2 separate regions of the Homo sapiens genome follow, and region 1 is linked to region 2. Evidence: chromatin contacts called from ENCODE Hi-C or POLR2A ChIA-PET data. All regions are on one chromosome and are shown on one strand. The core of a region is the stretch at or near the end of the contact, and the rest is flanking DNA. Distances in the headings are between cores, read along the strand shown. Region 1 overlaps TTC19 (tetratricopeptide repeat domain 19). Region 2 overlaps NCOR1 (nuclear receptor corepressor 1).

The links. Hi-C counts contacts between places; a loop is a spot of excess contacts on that map. ChIA-PET counts read pairs that join two places held with the same protein, here RNA polymerase II (POLR2A). Pooled maps may share reads with other maps.
Region 1: POLR2A ChIA-PET joins it to region 2 with 16 read pairs in activated naive CD4-positive, alpha-beta T cell. The contact joins two enhancer-like sites. A Hi-C loop is called at or near these places in 2 of 168 maps with a recorded cell type or tissue (HepG2 and left colon) and 1 of 50 pooled maps. POLR2A ChIA-PET finds 5 or more read pairs at or near these places in 7 of 52 experiments (CD8-positive, alpha-beta T cell, T-cell, activated CD4-positive, alpha-beta T cell and 4 more).

Annotation. Positions count from the first base shown.
Region 1 is chr17:16,026,996-16,033,571 of GRCh38, reverse strand. It overlaps TTC19 (tetratricopeptide repeat domain 19), which reads right to left. Exons shown (of 10, transcript NM_017775.4): 10 at 4,168-6,198. The coding sequence ends at 6,050. NCOR1 (nuclear receptor corepressor 1) reads left to right here. Exons shown (of 46, transcript NM_006311.4): 46 at 1,089-4,415. The coding sequence ends at 1,276. Among named protein-coding and RNA genes, the nearest start is that of TTC19, 30 kb to the right of the region's middle. RefSeq lists a silencer at 5,336-5,385. Within about 2 kb of position 5,296, at least 8 of the 41 ENCODE cell types and tissues checked have a DNase peak (open chromatin) inside an H3K27ac peak, as active enhancers do.
Region 2 is chr17:16,102,359-16,107,981 of GRCh38, reverse strand. All of the region lies in intron 19 of NCOR1 (nuclear receptor corepressor 1), which reads left to right. Among named protein-coding and RNA genes, the nearest start is that of SNORD163, 48 kb to the left of the region's middle. Within about 2 kb of position 1,366, at least 4 of the 41 ENCODE cell types and tissues checked have a DNase peak (open chromatin) inside an H3K27ac peak, as active enhancers do.

The DNA of each region.
Region 1 (6,576 bases), core at 4,047-6,546, 78 kb after region 2:
AAAATCTGAAATGTGCCCTTCCCTGTAAGATATATGTAAATTATATCAGGCTTTTGCATTATAAAACTCATGTCACATGCAAAGTGGTTGTTTTGAGTTTGAAAGCTTACAGCCCAGACCAGTGGTTGCTGCTTCTCAGATCTCTTAGGGAAGAATTAATTAGGCCATACATGAGATTTATTATTTGATTAAATGGTTATGTTTTATGTTTTTGGGTTTTTTTTTTTTTTTTTTTGGAGACGGAGTTTCGTTCTTGTTGCCCAGGCTGGAGTGCAATGGTGCTATCTTGGCTCACAGCAACCTCCGCCTCCTGGGTTCAGGCGATTCTCCTGCCTCAGCCTCCCGACTAGCTGGGATTACAGGCATGCACCACCACACCCGGCTAATTTTGTAAGATGGGGTTTCTCCATGTTGGTCAGGCTGGTCTTGAACTCCCGACCTCAGGTGATCTGCCCACCTTGGCCTCCCAAAGTGCTGGGATTACAGGCGTGAGCCACTGCGCCCAGCCTGTTTTTGCGTTTTCTTAAGCTGTAGGAGGCTTTCTGGGGACAGTTAAACATCTAGAAACTGATGAAGGGTAGCAGTGTTCATTAATTACCTCATTTCTCAATCTTGTAGACTTTAAAATCTGCCCAGTGAGATTCAGCAGATGACTTGCATCCTGCTGCCCCTCAGTCTGCAGACGTTCCTGGGTACTTGTCCATTGTCGTCTGAGAACTATACTCTTGCATTTCTCTTGAAGAGTTAAGAAAGCTCTTGCTATAACCTGACTCTGTGATTCTCCATGGAAACATCTGATATAGACTTAACTAAAAATCTAGCCTGGGCTTTCTCTTCTGGGCTCAGCAGCCCTCACTCATATGCTACTCATGTTACTCTTCTTTTTTGGACCCGCACTGACTGCTATATATCATTGGCTAGGATTTAAGTGGTGAGACTTTGGCCATTCCGTGTTGTATTCATTTTGCTTTCATGGTGTCACATGACCATTTTACAATAATCCTATTCTACTCCATCCTACAAAAGTTGGATTGGATGAAATACCAGTTATGTTCATGACAATGAAAACCTAATTTTTCTTTTGTCAGGCTCAACTCAGTTTCCTTATAACCCTCTGACTATGCGGATGCTCAGCAGTACTCCACCAACACCGATTGCATGTGCTCCCTCTGCGGTGAACCAAGCAGCTCCTCACCAACAGAACAGGATCTGGGAGCGAGAGCCTGCCCCACTGCTCTCAGCACAGTACGAGACCCTGTCGGATAGTGATGACTGAACTGCACAAAGTGAGGGGAACAGGGTGCAGGAGAGGGATCTCTAGTTTTTGTGGTTTAATTTTTAGTAGCAGGTCAAAAACCTGCCCTCCTGTGACTTATTCCCTGAGACTTTTCAGGAGAGCCAGCCCACAGATGATGAAGAAATGATGGAAGTTCATTTGGAGAGTCAAATGGGAAAAAAACAAACAAAAAACTGCCTTTGATACAGGCAATTCAGTGGACTATAATAATAGTGGAGGGTTGAGATGTAGAGTTTTTAAAAAGTGAACAGTTGCTGTTCTTACATCTGTAAAGAAAACCATAATGTCTTTAAATCACTCTTCTGTAAATAGATGACCTTTTTGCAGTGTATATCCCCTTGCTGTAGTATCTGGTGTACTTATGTTCAAATCAGCGCATCAACTTTGGGGGTGATTTTTAAAAATCTTTTTGTCTATCTATCTTTTTAACCCTAGCCTTCTAAACAACCTCATACAGCCCAGTTACATAATGTTGGCTGTCACGGGCATTGTACTTTTATCTGATATTGTTTCCTCTAAATTCAGCTTTCCAGTGATGTTTAAAATCTTGTGAAAATGTTTAGATTTTTAACACAGACCCTGTCATAAAATCTGTACATTAGGGTCAAAAGGTAAAAGTAACAAATTCTGCCATATTGTAAATTTCCAGTGCAGGCTTTAATTTTTTTTTTTCATTAGTAGCACTGAAAAAATATTACTGCATGGGTATGTTCTAGTTCAGTTTATAAAGTTTTAAAGGCTTATTTGAGGCATACCTCACTGTTACGCACACTGGTAATTTAACCATGCCCCTAAGTATTCCTTTTCTCCTGCATTTGATGCAGCCCAACAAAGCTTTTGTTTTGAAATAAATTTGACTACCCTGTCCATAGCTACAGTAGATTATTTGTGGTTTAAGGCTCCTGGTGTCTCAGGTTCCAAAGGAAAAGCTTACATATTTTTCCCTTAGTTTGAATATATGATTGGTTGGGTTAAAAGATAATGATCTGTGTAGTATTTAGATAAGCTTTATGCTGCATCCTGAAAAACTCATGGTGAACACAGTCCTTTTTCCCCATCACTATGGACCAGCATTTACTCTCACTTTGCTCCCTTGGGACAAGAGTTTACTGTTAAATGTTTTCATTTCACAGAGTCTCAAGGTGCAAATAATTTAAAAGACTGAATTCTAAACTAATTATGGTACTAGAGGGCCAGTTTTATCTTTCATTAAGAATTGCTTGCTGAATTTTAAAGTTTTTTTCATACAATTTATCATAGCATTTAAGTATCTTTCTATAACATAGATACTAACAGTTTTGGGAGAATGCCACTGGTAACTGGAAAGGGGAGAAACAGATCTCTCAGGATGATAAAAATTAGCACTTTACAGACTTTCAAGTAGACCTAAACTTTTAAACAAAAGTACTCAAGGCTTTTAAGGAAGCAGCTCTGTGATTAGCTACTGACCAAGACCCTCCTATCACTGGTGTCTAATCCCTATGTTACAGATGAAGACACAGGTTTAGTACTTTGCCCATATAGTTAAATTAGTGACAGAGATAGGCCATAAGCCCACATTTGTCTTCAGTCAAAGCTTTCACTCCTGTCCCTGTTCCACTCCTGTATACCTGAGGTCCCCAACATAAACTTTAGATCAGGCTTAGTGGTCAGCATTCCTAGTACTTGGAAAGTTGGTATTTTTTACAACAGATATATGTAAACATATAAAAATTTCAAAATGAATGAAAAACAGTGACTAAATGTTCCACTTCACAGTTTTCTGCTGAATTTTTTTTTTTCAGGTACTGGTAATATTTTAGAGTTTGTTAATAATTTATATTGCCAACCTACCATAAAAGAGATTATGATGGTATTTTTCTATGACCCTGAGGGTCTTAAGCTATTCTGAGTCAGAATACAGTTGACCCTTGAACAACACGGGTTTGAACTGTGTGGGTCCACTTATACATGGATTTTCTTCCACCTCTGCCACCCAAGATAGCAAGACCAACCCCTTCTCATCCTCAGCCTATTCAACATGAAGATGACAAGGATGAAGACCTTCATGATGATCCACTTCCACTTAATGAATAGTAAATATATTTTCTCTTCCTTATAATCTTAACAAACATTTTCTCTTCTCTAGCTTACTTTATTGTAAGAATACAGTATATAATACATATACAAAATATGTGTCAATCGACTATGTTATCCGTAAGACTTCTGGTCAGCAGTAGGCCATGAGTAGTTAAGTTTTGGAGGAGTCAAAGTTAGATGTGGATTTTTGACTACTTAGGGGGTCTATGCCCCTAACTCCTGCATTATTTGAAGGTCAACCGTATAGTTTCTGAGAACATGTCAGATCAGAGCCTAACTTCTTACTCTTGCAGTTCTACCTGAGGACCCGAAGGTGAGGTGCTGTGAACCACTCCCTCCATCCTCATCATAATGCATGTGCGTATTACTTTATTTACCATCACCTGGAGAAGAAATCTCAGAATGAGAGTTAAAATCCAATAATAGTTCTTGGTTCAAAATAAATGAAAGGACAGAATTCTCACATGGTTTACCTATGGAGGTTCACCTTATCATGATTTAAGTGGTAAGCACAGAGCAGCACTGACAACTTACTGTGGTTCACTGCAAACCAAAACATGATATTCTTTGTAGACTTAGATTTCAGTGTTCTGACACTATATCCTTACACGTGATTTTTTTAGCACCCAGAACTAAATTAAGGTCTTCCTAATACTCTTCATAAAAGTATTCTGACAGCCAGTTTTCCACTGCATGTTTATGACTGCAAATTTCATAATGCTTTTAATTTTGGTACACTGAGTGATTCTATTTTAAAAATATTTATGCCCAGAAAACTCCAGTGACCATTGGACAGTTAAAAAATTTTAATGACACGATTTTAACCAATTCACTTTTGAATTTAGACCAATCAGTAAAGGAGATCAGTCCTCCTTTTGCTTCAGTACCTTATTTTACAACAGTGTAAATGAACTGTAATGAAAACACCCACATGAAGAGACTGTCCTGAAAACTCCTAGTGTTTCCAACAACGAGACCATGAGCTGAGTCACTGTGGATGATTTAAAATTAATAAATAAATAAAACTTGGAATGAAAAACCTTTCAGTAACCCCTGCAGTTGTGAAAAGGTAAAAACATTCTCAATGCAAAAGGTGAGTGGTTGACATTAATTTTTTTAAGAAATCACCATACGTTAATACTGGTTTCTACTGAAACAGTCTGATTTATATTGTATCTTATCTCTCTGAGCTAGACTTGGTAAACGGCATTAGCTGCATGGTAAATAATATGAGATTAGACAGAAAATAGGAAGAAATTTACATCTGCAACATACAAAACTCTAGTTTTAGTCTAATCCCTGAGGATTTGGACCTCAAGGTTTCTGGTGTTTTTATTTTCTTCAGAAAGTTTTTTTTTTTTTTTTTTTTTTTTTTTTGAGAAATGCAAAGATTACTGGGATACATACAATATTGTTGTGTAGTCTCATTTATTATGAAGATTCTTCCAGTATGTACATACGAACCAAAAGTATCAGTTTATCAGTCCCACTCACATCCCACCCCCACAGGCATACCAACAGGGTCAATCTTCCTTCATGGTACCTAGAAAAACTGTCTTTTTCCTTAGGTAAATGGCTAAAAATGTATTCATGACTGCTGCAGTAAGAGCATCCACCTATGTATCTTTACATACTTTGAGACAGTGTGATAAAGCTCTTTCAGCACAGCAGTCTATTCATTCAAAGTCATCTAACCAAATACCTTCCCCCACAGCTAAGAAAGAATCCCAGTGTTTCCCTAGTTTAGAGATGAAGATACTGAAATTGCAAAAGCAAAAAGGCTAGGACTAAGATCCAGGTCAGTAGTTCAGCTATACCAGCAGTACACATTAGAATTACGAAGAGTTTTAAAATATACCTGTAGGGGCCTATTCTGACTCAGAACAGCCTGGGCTGTGTGTCCTTAAAGAGTACTTGAGATGACTCAGTTGTGTGACTAAGGCTGCAAAGGAAGTAGAGTGTTCAGATAACACAGACAAAAGGTTACATCATTCTTAGTTTTTAGTTTTATATAAACACCCCCATTTTTAGTTTTATATAACCAGATAAATATGGTTCACTTTTATTTAAATTCAAATGGGTGCTATACTGTCACGTGCCTAATCCCCACTTTACAACTTCATGCTGGATGCTGGTAGCAAACTAAGATATTTTTCTCTTTTATGTATTAAATTCCACTTGTGCTTCATGAAACAGACTATAAGAACAACAATTCACCATAATCCCCCTTTGCCATGAGGAAGGTAATTCTGGTCAGTTTGCCAGGTATTGATAAAGTAAAGTAAGAGAAGACAGGGCAGCAAATCAGCAGACCAAAAACTTATGGTAGAAATGCCAGGCTGAATCACCACACCCACAGCGCACAGGAACACCAGCCCATATGAATCTACAGTTCTACTTAGACCAGCAGGGACAGCACCAAGTCACGTGTTACAACTGAAAGCATCACTTGACGACATCCTGAAAGGTCATAATCAGTTGGGAATGAAAGTCATTTTTCCTTTAAAATACAAAAATGGCAGTGTGTACAACCCCTCCTTCACTAAGGCTAAATTGAGGAAACCTGAATATCAAAAACGACAGATTTAAGCCATTGATCGGGTGCCACAGAGACAGGAATGATAGCTATTCTTCCACATTACTAGACATTATTCTCCCTACACAAAAATGGATTTAGAGCTTGACAGAATTTGTCAAAGGTCTACTTTTCTTTGACAGCTCAGCCAACTCTTCCCTGATGTGTTGTACAGAAATTTCATCTTTTTTCAGCTTTGCTTGCTTCAGTGCTTCCTGGTAGATCTCTTTTGCTTGTGTATATCGTTCTAAAATAACCCAGAGAGAAGGGACAGTAAGAAGAAAGTGTATGTTTTCAAGGTGATTCTGAAGAGAGAGCATGAATGCAGATATAGGGCTAATTTACTGTGTGCTTATGAAGCGACAAGCTGGTGCTGCCTCATTTCATCCCCATCTGACAGGCTGGAACTCCACTGAATGCTGTGGGATTCCTAACGGCCCTTTCCAGTATATCCTGAGGACTTTGATGAGCCCAAGATTTCATGAATGGTGGTATGTGTAATACACCTGTCATCCCAGGTTTCTGAAAATGATCGGTATAGTGTGCTGACACTAAGAAATGTCTGACAAAATGATACTTCCTGTCATAAAGCTTCACCAGCACACTGTGAGAAACACATTGTAAC
Region 2 (5,623 bases), core at 117-2,616:
TAAGCTTTAAAAGTTGTACATCCTCCAGGTTTAGTAATATTAGATTCCATGTTTTTTTTTTCCTATAGATTATTCTTGTTGTCTTTTAAACTTAAACTTGTATTGAAATGGGTTTTGGCTTTGAACAACCCCTAACCTTAAACTTGTTTTTGGGAGGGTTTGTGAAAAATGAGGTCATCTTTACAAGAGTAGAGAGAGTATTAGAGAAGTCCCACCCGAGGGTAGGGTAAGAGTGCTGCAAACAGGGAAGGTAGTTTGGTGTGTTAATGGCACTTCTAGAGAGGTTGTCAGAGTCTCTTGGTTTTAATGGGTTTGTTTCTGGTGGCTAGTATTCCCTGGGGTTATAAATGTTAATGAAGGCTGGAGGTTAATAAATCTCCTTGGGCTGCCATAACAAAATACCACAGATTGGGTGGCTGCAGCAACTGAAATTAATTTTCTCACGGTTCTGGAGGCTGTACGTGCAAGGTCAAGGTGCTGGCACAGTTGCTTTCTGATGAGGGCTGTCTTTGTGGCTTGCAGATGGCTAACCGCCTTGTTACTTTGTCCTTACATGGCCTTTCCTTTGGGTGTGCGCACTCCTGGTGTCTCTTCCTCATATGAAGACAACTCCTACTGGATTAGAGCCCACTGTTATAATCTCATTTAACCTTAGTCATCTCCTTAAAGGCCTCGTCTTCAAATACAGTTACATTGGGGGGTAGGGCTCCAACAGAAGAATTTTGGTGGGGAGGGGCACAATGCAGTCCATAACAAAGCCCAAGTCTGGTATTAATATGTCTATCTGGGCCGGGCGCAGTGGCTCATGCCTGTAACCCCAACACTTGGGGAGGCCCAGGAGGGCGGAACACGATGTCAGGAGATTGAGACCATCCTGGCTAACACGGTGAAACCCCGTCTCTACTAAAAATACAAAAAAAAGTTAGCCGGGCATGGTGGCGGGCGCCTGTAGTCCCAGCTACTCGGGAGGCTGAGGCAGGAGAATGGTGTGAACCTGGGAGGCGGAGCTTGCAGTGAGCTGAGATCACGCCACTGCACTCCAGCCTGGGCGACAGAGCGAGACTGTCTCAAAAAAAAAAAAAAAAAAAAAAAAAAAAATATATATATATATATATATATATATATATGTCTGATCAAGTGTAGGGTGGCACCATCACATCTGCTCAATCATCTAGAAGAGTTTCCTATTAAGAGGAAATGATTTTCCCAGTAGAATTGTAGGCTCTCTCTTCCTGTTGACTTAGCTTCATTTGGAAAGTGTCAAGAAGAGAACATAAATGCAGCTCATGTGACCTGTGATCTCATACTTATTCCTAATCTCAATGAGACAGCACAGATGCACTGTTTATTGTGTGGCAAGTCTCTTGCCAATTGAAGAACGAAGGCAGCTGCTGAAGGGAGGGTTCCTCTATCTGTTTTCCTAAAACACATCTGAGTGTTTGAGTATCTTTCATGATTAGAAGAATTAAATCAGACCAAACTTCACCAAAATTTGGATTTGCTCTTGTTCTCTTTTTCTACATCATTCTTTAAGGTTTTTTTTTGTATTTTTAGGAAAAAAAAAGATACTCATGTTTGGCTACTGCTTGGTGAAACATTATGCCTTGGAAACCTTCCTACTCTTTTGTGGCTTGGAAGAAGAAAATTGGAAAAGTGCTTATGTCAAATGATATCATCTGCTGTATAACCACTAACATGTCTTCTAATATTTTGAAGATAAATGCCTTGTTAGTTTGCCCTTGGATTTGGGGCTTTCTACCACTATATAAACAGAAATGAAGGTTAAGTTGGGCTTTTTGTTAGCTTTTCAATGCTTTGGTAGGATCTTTCAGTAATGATAATGGCTGCCGTTTTTGTTTGTTGGTTTGTTTGTTTGTTTTAGAGATGGAGTCTCGCGCTTGTTGCCCAGGCTGGAGTGCAGTGTTGCAATCTCAGCTCACTGTAACCTCTGCTTCCCGGGTTCAAGCAATTCCCCTGCCTCAGCCTCCCGAGTAGCTGGGATTATAGGCACTTGCCACCACGCCCAGCTAATTTTTGTACTTTTAGTAGAGATGGGGTTTCGCTACGTTGGTCAGGCTTGTCTCGAACTCCTGACCTCAGGTGTTCCGCCTGCCTTGGCCTTCCAAAGTGCTGGGATTACAGGCATGAGCCACCGCGCCTGGCCATGGCTGCCATATATTAAAACCTTACTACATGTGAGGTACTCTTCTGAATTATTTGCTTGTCTGTCTTTGTTTGTTTGTTTGTTTGTTTGTTTGTTTTTTGGAGACTTGAACTCTCATGTGAACTCCAGGCTCATATATTTGATCACCTACAGTATTTCCATTTGGATGCCTAAGAGCCATCTTGTTGTTAACAGCCAAAGCAAACTCATGTGTCTCTACCACCACAAGCTGCTTTTCCCTCTGGTCTTTCACTATATCAATAAATTAGGTTTTCTTTAGTCTCTTTAGAATTGGATCCTTGTCTCCATTGCTCCTACCCTGCTTCTGAGGAGCCCTCATTGCAGTAGTTTTTTGATTAGTCTCTTGCTTCTTTTTGTTCCATTCTTTTTATTTATTTTTAGAGATGAGGTCTCGCTGTGTCACCTAGGCTGGAGTGCAGTGGCTCGATCGTGGCTCACTGCAGCCTCAAACTCCCAGGCTCAAGCGATTTTCCCACCTCATCCCCCCAAGTATCTGGGACCATAGGCGTGTACCACCACACCTGACTAATGTACTTTTTTATTTTGTGTAGAGACAAGGTCCATTCTGTTTTTTCTTCCACAGCAGCCCAAGTAATTCTTCCAAAATGTGAATCAAATCATGTTTCTTCTCTAGTCCAAATTCTGTAATACTTTCCCATCTCAGTAAAAATAAAGACCCAAGGCCTTACTGCAATTTATGAGGCTCTGCATGAACTGACCTTTGTACCTCTGTGAACTTTCTGCCAGCTGCTTTTTTGTTGGCCCCCTCTGCTCCAACCACACTGTCCTCTTTGCTGTTCCTGGGCAAACCAACCCCGACTTCAGGAGCCTTTGTGCTTTCTAATCCCTCTACCTGGGATGCTCTTCCCCACCATGTGCCTAGGGCTCATTCTCTCATTTCCTTGAGTCCTCTGTTCAGATATCACTTTTTTCTATAATACCTCCTCACCCACTTCTTTCTCAGTTTTGTCGTTTAGTCACTGCACTGATCACCACCTGATATATCACTTCTTTTGTTTTTTTGAGACAGGGTCTCACTCTGTTAACCCAGCGCTGAAGTGTACCAGCGTGAACACAGCTCACTGCAAGCCTTGACCTCTTGGGCTCAAGTGATTCTCTTGCCTCAGCCTCCCAATAGCTGGGATTACTGGTGTACGCCACCATGACTAGCTAATTTTTTAATTTTTTTGTAGAGATGAGGTCTTACTATGTGGCCCAAGCTGGTCTTGAACTCCTGGCCTCAGGCATTCTTCCTGCCTTAACTTCCCAAAGTGCTGGGATTATAGGCGTGAGCCACCACTCTCAGCCTATATCACATATTTACTGTTGTCTATTTCACGCTAGAATATGGGCTCCATGAGAGCATCTGCTTAGGTTTTCTTAAATTGCTGTGTCCGTGGTACCTCAGACAGCTCCCTGCACATACATAGTTGACACTTCATCATATTTGAAAGGATGAATTTGTAGAAGTTTTTTTTATATTGCTGTCTATTATATACAATTAAAAAATATTTTTTTTTCCCAGACGGTTACTTAGGTTTTCACAACCATTCATGTACTTTATAATCCAGCCAGTATTTGAGTCTACTGTGTACCAGGCTAGTACTTAAGTGATAATCAAAATAAATGATCTCTGTCTTCATGGAGTTTATAGCCTAGTGGAAGAAATAGCCAGAAATCATTCTAGTAAATAAATGTAAGATTGTAACTGTAACTAGTACATGTGGTATCAGAACTATATTAGCAAAATATAACTTTGTTAAGGAAACCATGGAAGGCTTTTTTGGGGGGGTGGGGGTACAGAGTTTCACTCTTGTTGCCCAGGCTGGCATGATCTCGGCTCACCACAACCTCCACTTCCCGGATTCAAGCGATTCTCCTACTTCAGCCTCCCAAGTAGCTGGGAGCACAGGCATGCCACATGTGGCTAATTTTGTATTTTTAGTAGAGACGGGGTTTCACTATGTCGGTCAGGATGGTCTCAAACTCCTCACCTCAGGTGATCCATCCACCTCGGCCTCCCAAAGTGCTGGGATTACAGGCGTGAGCCAGTGCGCCCAGCCCATAGAAGGCTTTTTAAGCATGTGATGTTTGAGTTGATCACCAAAGGAAAAGTAGGTGAAAGAGCCTTTCAGTAAAGGTGAATGGCATGTACAAAGTCTCTGTGGTAGAAGATGCATGAGGCATTGAACAAACTAAATAAAGGCCAGTGTGACTTGAATTCAGAGAGCTGTGTGCAAGCTGGAGAGGCTGGAGGGGGCCCACTGGGCAAGGCCTTGCAGATCATACCAGCAATTTTGGGACTTTATCCTAATAGTAATGGGGGTCCACTGAAAAGTTATGAGAGTGAGAGAGTGAGTTATTGTGGTAAAATCTGGCTTTTAAAAAGACAACTCTATCTTTGTTGTAAAGAATGGTCTGAAGTGGAGTGAAGAGAGTTGGTTTTGGACTAGAGTGCTAGCTGTGAAGTTGAACAGGATTGGATAGATTCAAGAGAAATTTTTAGAGAGAAAATCAGTGAGCCTTGTCAAGGCTGGATATGGGGTAAATGAGAAGAGGGTTTAAAAGATGACTTCTTGGTCTCTGTTTTGTTTAATTGGATAGTAAACCCTAGAAAAGAATCTGATTTGCGAGTGGTTATTACAACTCTAGTACAGGACATACTGAATTTGTGCTGCCTTTGATATATCTAGGTAAAGATGTCAAAAAGCACTGAAAGTCTATTTATAGAACAATATAAACGATTATAGAACAATATAAACGATATGGGGAAAGATCTGTTACAACATTAAATTAAAAATCTGTGAAATAGTATTCTACAGCCTTCTGTCCAGTGTGGTAGCCGCTAGACACTTGTGGCTATTGAGCACTTGAAATTTGGCTAGTTTAAATTTAGATATGCAGGCTGGGTGCGGTGGCCTATGTCTGTAATCCCAGCACTTTGGGAGGCCAAGGCAGGCGGATCACCTGACGTCAGGAGTTCAAGACCAGCCTGGGCAACATGGTGAAACCCCATCTCTACTAAAAATACAAAAATTAGCCGGGCATGGTGCCAGGCACCTATAATCCCAGCTACTCAGGAGGCTGAGGCACAAGAATCGCTGGAACCTGGGAGGCGGAGGCTGCAGTGAGCCAAGAAAGCACCACTGCAGTCCAGCCTGGGTGACAGAGCGAGACTCTGCCTCCAAAAAAAAAAAATTAGATATGCAGAAAATGTAAAATGCACACCAGATTTTGAAGATTTAGTACCCAAAAAAAGGAAAAATAATCTTATGATTTTTTGCTATTGATCACATGTTAAAATGATATTTCACATATACTGGGTTAATTAAATAAATTCTACAAAATTAGCTAGGCATGGTGGCACACACCTGTAAATCCAGCTACTTGGGAGGCTGAGGCAGGAGAATCGCTTGAACCCAGGAGGCGGAGGTTGCA